Linked DNA regions of Homo sapiens: region 1 is linked to region 2. Evidence: read pairs that join two places in POLR2A ChIA-PET (ENCODE). Cell type or tissue: OCI-LY7. All regions are shown on one strand. Each heading gives the region's core, and the rest is flanking DNA. Links, peaks and the distances in the headings are about the cores only. Region 1 has its middle 21 kb from the start of LINC01348. Region 2 has its middle 8.3 kb from the start of LINC02971.

The links. ChIA-PET counts read pairs that join two places held together with the same protein. Peaks named below come from ENCODE experiments on the same cell type or tissue, not always from the same donor. Only the 100,000 strongest peaks of a DNase experiment are listed, where the experiment ranks them.
Region 1: POLR2A ChIA-PET joins it to region 2 with 10 read pairs; 5 of 35 experiments call an interaction of 5 or more read pairs at or near these places.

Annotation. Positions count from the first base shown.
Region 1 is chr1:235,045,645-235,051,022 of GRCh38, reverse strand. No RefSeq gene overlaps it. Among named protein-coding and RNA genes, the nearest start is that of LINC01348, 21 kb to the left of the region's middle. RefSeq lists enhancers at 1-29, 2,587-2,881, 3,595-3,644. In OCI-LY7, for the core only: no CTCF peak of the experiment used is centred there; a DNase peak (open chromatin) is centred at 3,342; H3K4me3 peaks cover 496 bases.
Region 2 is chr1:234,946,214-234,951,591 of GRCh38, reverse strand. No RefSeq gene overlaps it. Among named protein-coding and RNA genes, the nearest start is that of LINC02971, 8.3 kb to the left of the region's middle. In OCI-LY7, for the core only: no CTCF peak of the experiment used is centred there; no DNase peak of the experiment used is centred there.

The DNA of each region.
Region 1 (5,378 bases), core at 303-5,302, 99 kb before region 2:
GCCCCTAGGGAGAAGCAGTGGCAGTAGCCAGAGCTGGGCTTGGTGTCCCGCTCAGACAAGTGGTGCAGCCAGCTGCAGGATTCACACTCACGTCCTCTGGTAGTAAGCTCTGCTCTCTGCCGGCCCTGACTTCAGAGCAGTGCTGAAGCCGGGCAGTCCTGAGGCACAGCCATATGTTTACAGCTTCTATTTTTTTATTTTTTTTAAGATGGAGTTTCACTCTTGTCGCCCAGACTGGAGTGCAATGGCATGATCTAGGCTCACTGCAGCCTCCGCCCCCCTGGGTTCAGGCCATTCTCCTGCCTCAGCCTCCTGAGTAGCTGGGATTACAGGTGCATGCCAACACGTCCAGCTAATATATTTTTTTTTTTTTAGAGACGGAGTCTTACTCTGTCGCCCAGGCTGGAGTGCAGTGGCGCGATCTCGGCTCACTGCAAGCTCTACCTCCCAGGTTCACGCCATTCTCCTGCCTCAGCCTCCAGAATAGCTGGGACTACAGGCGCCCGCCACTGTGCCTGGCTAATTTTTTTTTGTATTTTTAGTAGAGACGGGGTTTCACCGTGTTAGCCAGGATGGTCTCGATCTCCTGACCTCGTGATCCGCCCGCCTCGGACTCCCAAAGTGCTGGGATTACAGGCATGAGCCACCGCGCCCAGCCTAATTTTTGTATTTTTACTAGAGACGGAGTTTCGCCACGTTGGCCAGGCTGGTCTCGAATTCCTGACCTCAGGTGATCCACTCGCCTTGGCCTCCTAAAGTGCTAGGATTGCAGGCGTGAGCTACTGTACCTGGCTTTTTTTTTTTTTTTTTTTGAGACAAAGTCTCTCGCTCTGTTGCCCAGGCTGGAATGCAGTGGTGTGATCTCGGCTGACTGCAACACCGTCTCCTGGGTTTAAGCAAATCTCCTGCCTCGGCCTCCCGAGTAGCTGGGATCACAAGCACCCGCCACCACACCTAATTTTTGTACTTTTAGTAGAGACAGGGTTTCACCATGTTGGCCAGTCTGGTCTTGAACTGCTGACCTCAAGTGATCCGCCCGCCTCGGCCTCCCAAAGCGCTGGGATTACAGGCATGAGCCGCTGCACCCAGCCACATATTCACAGCTTCTATTTGAAGGATCTCAAAACCACAGGGAGTGCAGCAGTGCACACCAGCCCTCTCCCCCACCTCCCTTTCCCCACACTCACATTCCTTCCCTTATGCCCCAATCACTGGCTTAGTCAGAAAGACCATTTTAACCTGAGAGTAAACGAAGGAAAGGGATACACAGTCTACTGGCTTCTGTCGCCTCACATTTTAATAGAGGCTTCAAGCAACAATTACCTATGGGATATGTCTGAGAGGCACTACAGAAAGGGGCAGAATTATCTACCAGCTTGATAAATGATACATCTCTCAGGACTTTTGGAGGAGAACCAGCTCCATGCTGCAGGAGCCGTGTGGAGCTGGGCTTTACTGCCAGGGCCTTGTCCTGGATGCTGGAAGGAACCAGAAGATTCAAAGTAGAGTCAGGGTCCTGGCCACCAGTGCAAGGCAGGCCACATGACCATCGACACTGCCACCATTGCCACCAGCCCCAGTGCAGCCCTGGGAAGGAGCTTGTTTTCTCCTCCTGGGGGACTGCTGCTCTGGTAGGAGACCAGAGGCAAGAGGAGTCCATTCCGGGCTGTGGGGTACCTGCCCTGTCTCCCTCACAGAGTGCCGTAAAACAAAGCAGCATCATGCATAAGCCCATGTTTCCAGCAGTTTATCAGAGCCTCAGATGTGTGGTGTAGATCCCATCGCCTTGAGGCTCAGGAGAACCAGCAAGCGTGTAGTGCCCTGGGCGGGGTCCCAGCTGACCATGATCCCCATCTCTGGCATCTTTTTTATGGGTCTCCCCTTGTTTTTTTTTTTTTTTCAGACAGAGTCTCGCTCTTGTCGCCCAGGCTGGAGTGTAGTGGCGCGATCTTGGCTCACTGCAACCTCCGCCTCCTGGGTTCAAGCGATTCTCCTGCCTCAGCCTCCTGAGTAGCTGGAATTATAGGCACCCACCACCACCACGCCCAGCTAATTTTTGTACTTTTAGTAGAGATAGGTTTTGCCATGTTGGCCAAGCTGGTCTTGAACTCCTGATCTCAGGTGATCTGCCTGCCTCGGCCTCCCAAAATGCTGGGATTACAGGCATGAGCCACCGCACCAGGCCTGGTGTTTTTTTTTTTTTTTTTTTTTTTTTGGAGACAGAGTCTCACTCTGTCACCTAAGCCAGAGTGCAATGGCATGATGTCGGCTCACTGCAACCTCCGCTTCCTGGGTTCAAGCGATTCTTGTGTTTCAGCCTCCCAAGTAGCTGGGACTAAAGACATGAGCCACCACGCCCAGCTAATTTTTTTGTATTTTTAGTAGAGGCAGGGTTTTCGTCATGTTGACCAGGCCAGTCTTGAACTCCTGACTTCAGGCGATCCGCCCGCCTTGGCCTCCCAAAGTGCTGGGATTACAGGGGTGAGCCACTGCGCCCGGCTGCCCTTGGTTTTAATGTGGACGCCTTGTGCTTTTTGCTCAGTATTCCTGGCCCCGGTGATCACAGGGGTTGTGAATTATGGATACAGCAGCAACTGTTTTTAATCTCCCATGAAACAAAACCAGTGTGTCTTCTGCCCCGGAGGCCGCGGGTGAGGAAGGGATGGCAGCTGCTGCGATATGGCTGCCTCGGGCTGACGTCAATGCGAGTCATTCCAGGCCAAAGACTCCACTCAGGAAGCTTAAAAGTGATACTGAAAACAGATTTGCATGTTTTCCTTTCACGGGAACTTGGCTCCTCTCAGTTCCACTGAAGATGTTTTCACCAGCCTGTGTGCAACCGGTGTGTGGAACGAGCACAGCTTGCAATGCAATTGGAAGGCGACTTTAGCTTTTGTCCTGTGCTGCCCCTCTGAAGTTTATTCAGCCGGATTCATGTTCCCAGACCCTGGCAGGCTTGGACTTTTCTGCTCCTCTTAGGAAATAGTCTGTCTGATGGTTGCTTTAAATGGAAACAAAACAAAACAAAACAAAACAAACAAAAAAAACCAGTCTCCATTTGGAATTTCAATGTCCAGGCCAAGATATTAGTCAAAACTTCAAACCATTCTTCTTGCTCCAGCTGAGGCTGCTTAGGGCTGGAAGTCTGCATGGGAAAGGGATGAGGCTGGCTTCTGTCCTTTCCTGTGGCTCCTTGTGCCCCTTCTCCCAAGGTTGGAGCTGGGTGAGGGGTTTTAGGGCCCAGGACAGCTCTCACCCGAGTAGGTGCATGGGCAGCTTGCTGTGCATCCTTTGGGTCTGGCTGTGGTTGAAAGCTGCCCTCTCTCCTGCCGGGGCTCCCATGTGGGTCTGCACTTCCTGGAGTCTCTTATTGGTGATCATTTGAGACTCTTTGCTTTGGTCCCTTGGGTTTACCTCGAGCTTTTTGCTGCTAGGGTTTCTGCCCCTCCAGGTGGTCTTATAGGTCAGGCCCCTAGCAGACCTCATGCTGGTTACCTCTCTGTGTGGCTTCAGCTGGTTCTGACCCTCTTGTGTGGCTTGCCCCCGCAAGCTCTGGGAGGGAGGCCAACCCCAACCCACTGCATGCTCCTGGTTCTGGCATCAAAGCAGGCAGGGCCAGACATGGTGGCTCACTCCTGTAAACCCAGCACTTCGGGAAGCTGAGGAGGGAGGATCACTTGAGGCCGAGAGTTCAAGATCAGCAACATAGTGAGACCCCATGTCATTACAAAAATAAATATTATTATTTTTGAGACGGAGTCTCACTCTGTTGCCCAGGCTGGAGTACAGCGGTGCGATCTCAGCTCACTGCAACCTCCACCTCCTGGGTTCAAGCAATCCTCTTACCTCAGCCTCCTGAGTAGCTGGGATTACAGGCATACGCCACCATGCCCAGCTAATTTTTGTACTTTTAGTGGAGATGGGGTTTTGCCATGTTGGCCAGGCTGGTCTTGAACTCCTGACCTCAAGTGATCAGCCTGCCTCTGCCTCCCAAAGTGCTGAGATTACAGCCTTGAGCCACTGTGCCCAGTCCACACACACAAAAATTTATTTAAAAAAACCAGGCAGGACCAGGTGTGGTGGCTCATGCCCAAAATCCCAGCACTTTGGGAGGCTGAGGCTTGTGGATCACCTAAGGTCAGGATTTCGAGACCAGCGTGATCAACATGGTGAAACTCCATCTCTACTAAAATACAATATTAGCTGGGTGTGGTGGCACATGCCTGTAATCCCAACTACTTGGGAGGCTGAGGCAGGAGAATTGCTCGAACCCAGGAGGCTGAGGCAGGAGAATTGCCTGAACCCAGGAGGCAGAGGTTGCAGTGAGCCGAGATTGTGCCATTGCACTCCAGCATGGGCAACAAGAGTGAAACTCTGTCTCATAAATAAATAAATAAATAAATAAAATAATTTAAAAAGCAGGCAGTAGTCATCCTGTACATTAGTTCCCTGTGGTTCTCTAACAAATTACGACAAATTACGATGCTTAACACAGAAATTTATTCTTTCACAGTCCTGGAGGACGGAAGTCTAAAACCACGATCAGGGGGCTGAAATCAAGGTGTGGGCACAGCCCTGCTCCTTCCGCGGCTGTCGAGAGAATCCCCAGCTTGCTGATTCCGGCTCGTGGTGTCTGCCGACAACCTTTGGCCTGTGGCCGCATCACTCAGTCCCCACCTCTGCGTCACATCACCGTCTCCTCTGCATTGGGCAAACCTCCCTTTACCCCTCTCTTGTAGGGAAATGGCTAACTGCATTTAGGGTTCATGTAATCTCATTTAGGGCTAATCCCGGATAATCTCCCCATCCAGAGATCCTTCATTTAATCACATTGGCAAAGACCCTCTTTCCAAATAAGGCCACATTTATAGGCTCCAGGGGTTAGGCCTGACACGGTTGGGGCTTTCATCAGCCTCCTGCAGCCTGACACCCACCGTCTGGATTTCCTGGATGGTAAGGGCTCTGGCCTTCTCTGCCATCAGTGAGAGGGAATCCCAGGGTGAGCTCTCTGAGAAGCTTTGTGGAAACCCACGAATTTGAGGTGAGGGGAGGCCCCCACTTCCCTTCAGGAAGCACAGCTTTCTCCACAGAGACACCCCTCAGGCAATCTTCTCTTCAAAATCATGTCTCTCAACTGGCCCACTCTTTATATTTTTTGGTGGGGATGGTGAGAAGGCTCACAGGTTGTGGATCAGGTTCTAGACTATTTCCCGTCCCATTGAAAGTAGCTTGGAACCCAAAGCATCACTTTGAACACTCTGCTACCTTTGCTGTGGAGTTCATAGTGGTTGATGCTGTCCAGGGCTGTGTGGGCTCTAAGGCTGTGCAAACTGTGAGGGCTGAAATCTGCCTGATGAGCCTGGTGCCCCAGCCACGGG
Region 2 (5,378 bases), core at 189-5,188:
TTTCATATTTTATATTTGTTTTTTAGTGCATTAAATTCTTCTTTTCTCTTTCTTTGGGTTTAATTTTCTGTACTTTTTCTAATTTCTTGAGATGACTGCTTAGTTCATTAATTTTAAACCTTTCCTATAATCAATATATGCAATTATAGTTATAAATATTCATCTAATCATAGCTTTAACCTTATCCCATGACTTTCAGCATTCAATATTTTTATTATCATTCTATTAAAATATGTTAAAATGTTATTTCAATTGTTTTCTTGGGTAATTTAGATGTACATCTGCATTTTCAAATATATGGGGCCGGGCGCAGTGGCTCACGCCTATAATCCCAGCACTTTGGGAGGCCAAGGCCGGTGGATCACCTGAGGTCAGGAGTTTAAGACTGGCCTGACCAACATGGTGAAACCGCATCTCTACTAAAAATACAAAAGTTAGCTGGGCGTGGTGGCACGTGTCTGTAATTCCAGCTACTTGGGAGGTTGAGGCAGGAGAATCGCTTGAACCAGGGAGACGGAGGTTGCAGTGAGCCGAGATTGCACCACTGCACTCCAGCCCGGGCAACAGAGTGAGACTCCATCTCAAAAAAAAAAAAAAAAAAAAAAGGGGAGTTTTCTAATCATCATTTTTGTTATTGGTTTTTTAGCTTACTTGCAATGTATTTAAAAAGTGTATTTTGTATAATTTCAGTCATTTGAGATTTGCCAAGACATGCTTTATGACTCAGCATATGGTTGATTTTTGAAATTGTTTCTTGTGTGTTTGAAAATAATGTACACTTGTAGTTGTGAGCTCAGTATTCTATATATGTCCATTAGGTTATAGTTGCTGACTGTGCTGTTTGAATCTTTTATATCCTTACTGACTTGTCTGCTTGTTCTGTTAAATATTGACAGAAGTGTGTTAAATTCTACCATAATGATTGTGGATTTGTCTAGATGTAGATATGTTGCTTTTTGCTTCATGTATTTTGAGGTATTAGGTGTATATAATTTTATAATATTGGCTGGGCATGGTGGCTCATGCCTGTAATCCCAGCACTTTGGGAGGCTGAGGCAGGTGGATCCTCTGAGGTCAGGAGTTCAAGACCAGCCTGGCCAACATGGTAAAACTCTTGTCTACCAAAAATACAAAAATTATCCAGGTTTGATGGTCCACGCCTGTAATCCCAGCTACTTGGGAGGCTGGGGCAGGAGAATCGCTTGAACCTGGGAGGTAGAGGAGCCGAGATCGTGCCACCGCACTCCAGCCTGGGCAACAGAGTGAGACTCCATCTCAAATAATAATAATAATAATAATAATAATAATAATAATAATAATAATTTCATAACATTATAACTTCCTGGGAAATTGAAAATCTTGTTATTAAGACAGCCCCTTCTTTATCTCTAGTAATGCTTTCTGCTTTAAATTCTATTTTGTTTGATAATTAATAATATAGATAGTCCAATCTTTTTTGGATTAGTATGGTATATATTTTCCATACCTTTACTTTTATCCATTTTGTATCCCCCCCAGCTTTTTTTTTTTGGTTCACCTCAATTTCAGCTCACTGCAACCTCCACCTCCAGGGTTCAAGCAATTCTCCTGCCTCAGCCTCCTGAGTAGCTGAGATTACAGGTGCCTGCCACCACGCCTGACTAATTTTTGTATTTTTGGTAGAGACGGGGTTTCACCATGTTGGCCAGGCTAGTCTTGAACTCCTGGCCTCAAGTGATCCACCCGCCTCAGCCTCACAAAGTGCTAGGATTACAGGCATGAGCCACCATGCCCAGCCCATTTTATATCCTTAATGTAATCTTCTGTAAACACTATACAATTGAAAACATTAATCATCTGGCAATCTTTGTCTTTTAATTGGACCATTTAGTCCATTTATATTTAATGTAATTCCCGATTTCCTTTTTTGGTGGGGAGACAGGATTTAGCTTTGTCATCCAGGCTCAAGTGTAGTGGTGTGAACATGGCTCACTATAGCCTCGACCTCCTAGGCCCAAGAGATCTTCCCGCTTCAGCCTCTCAAGCAGCTGGGACTACAGGCGTGTGCCACCATGCCTGGCTAATTTTGTATTTATTGTAGAGATGGGGTTTCACCCTCTTGCCCAGGCTGGTTTTGAATTCCTGAGCTCAGGCAGTCTGCTGGCCTTTGCCTTCCAAGTGCTGAGATTACAGGCGTGAGCCACTGTGCCTGGCCTAATCCCTAATATATTTGGATTTAGATCTCCCATGTTGTTGTGTGCTTTCTATTTGTCCTAGTTATACTCTATGTTCATCTTTCTCTCGTTTTATTGCTTATTTTGGATGACTATTTTTTTAATATTCCATTTCCTTCCTCTATTATCTTGGAAATTATATATCCTTTTTACTCTTCTTTTGGTGATAAGCCCCAAGATCACAGTATTCCTTCTTGTCTTATATTAATTGAAAAGAGCTTCATGCTCTTTTCAGGCATTTCAAGAACTCTGAAACACCCTAACTCTACTCCTGTCCCCAATTTTGTATTATTATTGTCATGTATTTTAAGCTATATATATATATATATATTTAATTAATTAATTTATTTATTTTTTGAGGCGGAGTCTCGCTCTGTCGCCCAGGCTGGAGTGCAGTGGCGTGATCTCGGCTCACTGCAAGCTCCGCCTCCTGGGTTCACACCATTCTCCTGCCTCAGCCTCCCGAGTAGCTGGGATGACAGGCGCCTGCCACCATGCCCTGCTAGTTTTTTTTTGTATTTTTAGTAGAGACAGGGTTTCACCATGTTAGCCAGGATGGTCTCGATCTCCTGACCTCGTTATCAGCCCGTCTCAGCCTCCAAAAGTGCTGGGATTACAGGTGTGAGCCACCGCGCCTGGCCAATTTTTTTTTTTTTTTTTTTTTTTTTTTTTTTTGAGATGGAGTTCGCTCTTGTTGCCCAGGCTGGAGTGCGATGGTGCAGTCTCGGCTCACTGCAACCTCTGACTCCTGGGTTCAAGCGATTCTCTTGCCTCAGCCTCCCGAGTAGCTGGAATTACAGGCATGTGCTACCATGCCTGGTTAATTTTGTATTTTTAGTAGAGACAGGGTTTCTCCATGTTGGTTAGGCTGGTCTCGAACTCCTGACCTCAGGTGATCTGCCTGCCTCGGCCTCCCAAAGTGCCGGGATTACAGGCATGAGCCACTGTGCCCGGCCGAGAAATACATATTTCAAATACAACAACATTTTAAATTTTTTGTATAGTCACTCTCAATTTATATTTACCTATATTTTAATACTTGCTGTTTTTAATGTAATACTTTCCTTCTTGCATCTCTGACTTTCCATCTGGGACTATTTTCCTTGGGCCTGAAGAATATTCTTTAATATTTCCTTTATTGTGAGTGACAAATAATTATGTTTTGGTTTGTTATCTTTAATTCATCTTTATACTTGAAGGATATTTTTGGAGGGCATAAAATTCTAGGTTGGCAGTTATTTACTTTTAGTATGTTAAGGGTATTCCATTATTTTTCTGGATTTCCTTGTTTCTCTTGAGAAATCAGCTGTCTGTCTAATTGTTGCTCCTTTGACAGTGATCTGTCTTTTATTTTATGGCTTCTTTTAAGATATTTCTTTTTCCTCTGGTTTTCAGCAATTTTACTATAATGTACCTAGGTGTATTTCCCTATAATTCTTGGAGATTTTATGGACTTCTTGAATCTGTAGCTTTATGTGTTTAATTTGCTTTGGAAAAAATCTCAGTTATTATCTTTTCAAATATTTCTTCTTTCCCATTTTCTCTTCTATCTTTCCAGAATTCCAATAACATGTGTACTAGGTATTCTTACTCTATTATTTATCACTCTTAACTTTTTTGTCTTTTTCATTCTTTTATTCCTTCATGCTTCATTCCAAATATTTTCTTCTGATCCAACATCCAATTTACTTCAGCTTTGTCTAATCTGTTATAAAACACACCTGTGACTTATTAAATTTAATATAATATAATAATGAATACAATGTATAATATATAATATAATATAACATATAATAATATAACATAATATAATATAATAAATATAATAATATTTTTTCCTTTCTAGAATTTCTGTTTCTAGAATATCTGGAGACTCTCTGAGTGTCCATTGTTCTATTTTCCATTGTTATGCTGGTTTTTATGTTTATTATCTTTTCCTCTTATTTAGTTATTTTTGCTGTTATAGTGAGCATAGCTATAAAATTAATTGTGGAAATTATTTGAGACCTAGGATGATCTTATCTTCCTCCAGAGAGGACTTACTTTGCTTTTGTCAGGAGTCTGGGGCCAAGAGTACCCTGAGATTAATTTAATCCAATTTCATGGATTGAAATGATTTGAAGGTGAGCTGCAATGTCTGCAAAGGCCGGGCTATTTCTGGATAATATTTACTCCTACAGTACAGTCCTTTAGGGTCACATCCCAAAGATAAGGATTTTCCTGGGACACTCACCTTGGTGGGCCCTGGACCCCAGTATCAGATCCTCTAACCATATGATGCTGTGTAAAGTGTTGCTCAGACTCTCGTCCTCTCTGCTGTGTGACCTGACCTTGGCTAACAATGAGGAGAAGAGTGGCTTCAGACTGTGGGTTTACCTCCTGGGCCTCCATTTTTCCTGGTCTCTGGCTTGCTAACTCTTCACTCTTGTGTTAGCTATCTGATGCTTCCAGAAAGATAATCCCTATATTTAATGCAGCTTGTATGTTTGTCCTTATTGGGAAGATTGGTATGAATTACCTAGCTGCTATGGTTGTCTGCCTCTAATTTCACATCATTGTCAGCCTTCTTTCTTTTGTATTTCATGGACATTTCAGGGAAAGAAATGCCCCTTCTTCTCTCTAAAGCCAGCCCTTATAGGTGTGGTTTGGTCTCCTTTCTCTCCATACTTGTCTAGAATCATAACGCATCTTCAATCTCTCGTTTAACACTAGAGCCTTCTACAAACACGTTCAACTACCCCCTATACAAACAAATACAACCAACAAACACGTTTTCCTAAACCTTGCTATTCTTTCCAATCACAAGCCTATGTAGTACTATTTTTGGTGACGACTCTTGCCAGAACAGTTTATCGACTCCTTTTTTTCCCAGAGTAATATTGACAAGTCTGCTCAAATCAGTGTTCCCAACTTGATTGATTCACTTGGCCAGAACGAGTTTACATAGAGAAGAGTGAAGGGGGAAGATAAAAAAAGAAGAGATGCAAGAGGAAATTTATAATGTTTTATTTTTCATTTTTGTGGCGGTGTCTTGCTCTGTCACCCATGCTGGAGTGCAGTGGCACGGTCTCGGCTCACTGCAACCTCCACCTCCCAGGTTCAAGCAATTCTCCTGCCTCAGCCTCCCCAAGCTGGGAATACAGGTGCCCCCCACTATACCCTGCT